2 separate regions of the Homo sapiens genome follow, and region 2 is linked to region 1. The links are chromatin loops, found by intact Hi-C in ENCODE. Cell type or tissue: heart left ventricle. All regions are shown on one strand. Links, peaks and the distances in the headings refer to the core of each region. The heading gives the core; the rest is flanking DNA.

The links. Peaks named below come from ENCODE experiments on the same cell type or tissue, not always from the same donor. Only the 100,000 strongest peaks of a DNase experiment are listed, where the experiment ranks them.
Region 2: it touches region 1 in a loop (2.2-fold over the local background); 4 of 110 quality-filtered maps call a loop at or near these places.

Annotation. Positions count from the first base shown.
Region 1 is chr4:84,748,827-84,751,654 of GRCh38, reverse strand. It overlaps WDFY3 (WD repeat and FYVE domain containing 3), which reads left to right. Exons shown (of 68, transcript NM_014991.6): 36 at 1-172. Among named protein-coding and RNA genes, the nearest start is that of WDFY3-AS1, 46 kb to the left of the region's middle. In heart left ventricle, for the core only: CTCF peaks have their summits at 991 and 1,193 (motif pointing left); no DNase peak of the experiment used is centred there.
Region 2 is chr4:84,793,476-84,796,303 of GRCh38, reverse strand. It overlaps WDFY3 (WD repeat and FYVE domain containing 3), which reads left to right. Exons shown (of 68, transcript NM_014991.6): 20 at 1,325-1,425; 21 at 1,567-1,785. Among named protein-coding and RNA genes, the nearest start is that of WDFY3-AS1, 1.8 kb to the left of the region's middle. In heart left ventricle, for the core only: no CTCF peak of the experiment used is centred there; no DNase peak of the experiment used is centred there.

The DNA of each region.
Region 1 (2,828 bases), core at 117-2,616:
CACAGGGATGAACAGGAGCCAATCAGAGTACTGCAATGTGGGCACCAAGACATATCTGACCAATCACCCGGCTAAAAAGTTCGTTTTTGACTTCATGCGGGTCTTAATCATAGACAACCTCTGTCTCACTCCTGCCAGCAAGCAAACTCCACTAATTGATCTTTTGTTGGAGGTAAAGAAAAAGAAACGCATTTACATCTCTTTTGCATTACTTTTTAAATTAGAACATTAGTAACCAAACAAGTTCTATAACAAGGATTTCTAATTCCTCTTGTTTATGTGTAGGCAGAACATGTTATAGGCTGTGGAAAGTTCTTAATCCCACATGTGCTTTAAACCCTATCAGTTTGTTCTTTTCCTTCCCTCAAGGATGTCTCTAATTCAGTCCTTTATCATCCTTTCTCTAAGAGCTGGCGAACTTCTTCTGTAAAAAGCCAAATAGTAAATATTTTAAGCTTGTGGGCCATACGGTCTCTGTCACATCTGTTCAAGTATGTTGTAGCTAGAAAGCAGCCATGGACAATACGTAAGAGAATGAGCATGGCAGTGTTCTGATAAAACTTTATCTACAGAAACAGCACAGGCTGGATTTGGCCCACAGGCCATAGTGTGCCAACCCCTTCCCTGGACATTAACAGTGCCTAGTGGCATTGTCTTCTTACCTTATAATTTCCTACATCAATTTCTCTTACCTGTCATTGCCAGGTATTACTGTTGTCAGTGTCCTGTGCAACTTAAGACATGGTGCATTGTACAGAACAGGTGCCCAGGATGTACTTGTTAAATTCCCCAAGGCAGCAAACTTCTAGGTTGGCTGCCTGCCCATTCTCCTGACAATTGATATGAATCAACTGATGCATCAGAAAATGAGAGTGGCTCTAAGCCTTTAAGTGACCTCATTGCTGCCTCTAGAAATTAGCTATCCCAGAAAAGCATTAAAAAATGTTTACCTAGAAAAGTCTGAAGATATCACAGAGAGAAAATTTAATACAATGTAATTAGTTGCATATACATTAATGTTCTTTTGACCAATTCATATAAATAAGGTCAAACAGTCCATGCCAGGGGCTCTGAAAATAACATGTTTTATGAAAGAGTAAATCTGTGGAGAAGACTGCTTTTCTCCCTGAGGAACTGCACTGTCTCTCAGCAGTTTGACAGCTGAACCTGAGATTTTTTTTTTTTGTGCTCCCTCTAGTGGCTAGTACAGTTAACTTATAAATAGAAACCTGAAAACCACATGTTTATCTTATTCATGCGAAAGTATCTCAATTTGGTCAATTTTTTTTAAAATCACTAATGTAATTAGGGTACCAGTTATGCTAAGCATTTAACCAGGATGACAGTGTTTAATAATGGCAGGAGAATAATTGGTTTCCTCACTAATGCATGTGGTAGAATTAAAAAGCAGGCCCAATGGAACGTCTCCCCTTTGGAAACTTTAAAAAGCTCTAAGAGAGATGACCAGTATCTTACTGTATAGGGTAAAAATTTGAAGCATTTTATGAAAAAGTGAAATAGTTTATTGGAAAATAATAGGATAAAGTCCAGAAGAGATGTGTGCAAGAAAGCATAACTGATCAAAAAAGGAAAATACATACATGAAAGATATGGAATGACTGGAAACATACAGTGATAGCATTTTCAAGCTTCTGGTACCTGAATAGCTAATTAATTACCCATATTTAAATTGTATAATTGCCCTTTATTTTTGTTTTCTATATTTTTTAGTAGGAAGAATTTGATATATAATAACATGTATTAACCTTGAAGTAAGGTTCTCTTTGTTGTGGGCATGAATTTGCCCTACGGTAGAATAGTGCTTCAATATACTAGCGAGTAGGAGTACAGTTCAGGGAAAAGCAGGGGGTGTCAGGATTGAAGCTTCCAGATAGATTATAAACTGCTTAGAGAACAACTTTCATGTGTTCCTTCATCTCTCACAACTTTTAGCACAGTGCCTTGGTGTATTCTGTCAGTACAGTAAGTCCTCACTTAACGTCATTGATAAGTTCTTGGTAGCTGCAACTTTAAGCAAAATGATGTGTAACAAAACTAAATTTTTTTCCTCGTCAACCTTATAATAAAACTAGGTTGAAGGAAATGATGTTATTTGAGGACCTGCTGTACATTGTTTCACTTAAAGTTGCAGTTGCCAGGAGCCTGTCAATGACATTAAGTAAGGCTTAGTGTATTTTTGAATCATTTAACTATTAACTTCATCCCTGGAAATTCCCAAACAGGAAGATAGGATACTATCTAATAAAGAACATAGAAATTTACTTTTAAATATTTTGAGTATCTTTAATATACATATGCAGAATACATATACAAAAAAAATTATATTAATGAAATATTAACATTCTATGTCTTCCAATGGTGTAACAGAATAAATTATAAACATATGATTTTGAAAATTATGATTATGAAGTCTTTATCCATGAAGAGATTCAAGAAGAAAATTAGGTTGAGCATGGTGGCTCATGCCTGTAATCCCAACACTTTCTTTGGGAGGTCAAGGCAGAAGGATTGCTTAAAGTTAGGAGTTCAAGACCAACCCGGGCAACAGGTGAAATCCCATCTTTACAAAAAAATTAGCCATAGCCAGTGTTGTGGTGCGTGCCTGTATCCTACCTACTGGAGGCTAAGGTGGAAGGATCGCTTGAGCCCAGGTGTTCAAAGTTGCAGTGAGCCGTAATTACACCACTGCATTCCAATGCATTCCAGCCTGGGTGTCAGAGTGAGACCCTGTCTCAAAAAAAAAAAAAGAGAGAGAGAATTATCTTACATATTTACCATTTACCTTTGTGAAGGAAGGGGCTTGAACA
Region 2 (2,828 bases), core at 43-2,542, 45 kb before region 1:
AATCTTAGGCCCATGGACCAAATCTGTTTTGTTAGTAACACTTTTGCAAATTTTTTTTTTTTTTGTAAATGAAGTTTTATTGGAAAACAGCCACACTCATTTATATTTCCTATGGCTGCTTTTGTGCTAGAGTGTCAGAGTTGAGTAGTCATGATGGAGACTGCCTGGTTCACAAAGCATTAAATATTTATGATTTGGCCCTTTCCAGAAAAAGTCTGCCAACATCTAATGTAATAAATATAAATGTATAGATAATATATAAATTAAAATTAGATTGAAAACTCTTTGGGTTTTATCATCATCTATCCTTCAAATTACCTAGTATAATAATTTATACATTATAAATATTCAATGACTGTCACTTCAAATGAATAAATTATTTCAAGTGGCAGAAAAGATTATAGTAACAGAAATGGCAATAATGAATCTAAAAAATCTATAAGAATTCATGAAGTTCAACAGCCTAAAATAGACACAAATGCTAATAGATCTGGTAGCTAGATCTGTTAGCTATTAGAGTTTTGTTTTTTTTTTTTCCTTTTGAGTCAGAGTCTTGCCCTGTCACCCAGGCTGGAGTGCAATGGCGCGATCTTGGCTCACTGCAACCTCCGCCTCTCAGGTTCAAGCATTTCTCCTGCCTCAGCCTCCCAAGTAGCTGGGATTATGGGCGCACGCCACCGCGCCTGGCTGATTTTTGTATTTTTAGTGGAGATGGGGTTTCGCCATAGTGGCCAGGCTGGTCTCGAACTCCCGACCTCAAGTGATCTGCCCACCTTAGCCTCCCAACGTGCTAGGATTATAGGCGTGAGCCACTGTGCCCAGGCTTAGAGTGTTAATTCATAATTTTTATCTATACTAGTTGTTTGTGGGATTCTTATATTGATTGAAACCTCTGTGTTTTAAGAATATTATCATGGGTCATTATCAAACAATAGATTAAAACATGATTGGGAATAGTCAAAAGCAATCAGTGGTAACAAGAGAGTGACAGTAAGGGGCACATGGGAGTTTTCCTTCAGTGATGAAATTGTTCTAATGTCTTGATTGGGTTTATACGTTAGAGTATGTTGCCATATGCATTTTGTATCTTCATTTTTTTTTATTTTAAGTTAAAAATGTTATTTTGGGAGATTTTAAAATTATGTCTTTTGATACCCTTACATAATTAAAAGAAGGGAAGGGCTTTGCGAGGCATCCAGATTTATTCCATGATCTTTTCTCTAGTCACCATTAAATACTGGCAGTTATTTCACTGTGGTAAGTGCACAGTGTTAAGAGAAGGAGTCATTGATCTCTAATATGTATGTTGTCTTTTCTTTAATAGATGTCTTTTTTTGCCCAGTTTGGCCCCTCATAATGCTCCTACAAATAATACCGTCACAACAGGTCTTATTGATGGGGCTGTGGTCAGTGGCATTGGTTCTGGTAAGTAATATTTGCTTTCTGCTTATGAGTTTTTTTTCTAGTAGATTATATATAATTTAGAGTTTATTTGCTTTTGTTGGCATCTTTTAAAAAATATAAATATTAATCAACACAGACTTTTTTTTTTAATTTTTACTGTAGGTGAAAGATTCTTCCCTCCTCCCTCCGGCTTAAGTTACTCTAGCTGGTTTTGTATTGAACATTTTAGTTCTCCTCCAAATAACCACCCTGTCAGACTTCTTACTGTTGTGCGCCGAGCAAATTCTTCTGAGCAACATTACGTGTGCCTTGCAATAGTTCTATCAGCAAAAGACCGATCTCTGATTGTTTCCACCAAAGAGGAACTCCTCCAAAATTATGGTCAGTATTTTTTTTTGTTTTCTTCTTTTGATTATAGAAGTATTAAAACTTCATTTTTGTATTTATTTTAAAAGTCCAGCTAATAATAACTTTTCAGCTTAAATTATTATAGCATAGAACAAGTTACATAAAACATTGAATATTGCTTACCAGTGAATTTTAAGGCACTTTCAAAAGAGACTTACAAAACAGTGGAGGGAGTGAGTACCTAATAAGGACTAATCTCTACTTGCCAAGAAATCACAGCTTTTCCTAGGAAAGCAGGTTGCTTGTTTGATGTATTTTGGTAAGGATTATCATTGGCTGTGAATTCTGCTTAATTAATTAATATTCATTGAGCACCTGCCTGCCATATGTGCCACACTGTGCTAGCCACAATAACATTTCAATTACCTTATCCATCACTTACCTTCAAGATGTAATACATACTATTTTATAATTCTAATTCCTTAGTTTTCTCCAACATGCCATGACTTTACAGTGCTGTACAGTAGAACTCCAAACTCAAGGCATTCATGAAGATCCTGCTAAATGATAAATAATTTAAAATATAAATCTCAATTTACTTAATTTTCTTTGCTCAAGAATATAAGCATTTTGTATAAATGTGATTTTTTTGGTCATCTAATTTTGTTCTTTTAGCTAAGTAAAATAATATCACATATTAATTGACATGTGGTTGGTGTTCAATAAATATTAATATAATATGAATGTTAGTCTTTTAATTAGATTGTAAGGTTGTAGTATTCCTCATGGTACCTAGCACAGAGCTAGGCATCAATATAGTTAGTACTTTAAAATTCTTGTTATGACGCTTTATTTGCCCCTTTAGTAGCATGTAGTCCTGTTGACTAATTCGTCCTAATTAAAACTACCTCCAGTCTTGCATTTGAGAATACTCACTATTTCTCTGATCTTTGTTTTGCAATTTCCTTCAATCGCTTTCTCTTCTATCTGCCCCTCAGAAGTAGTATTCTCCAGTGTTTCACCTTTGATCTTTGTACTTGACCAGCTCTTCATGGGAAAAAATAATGAACTAGTAT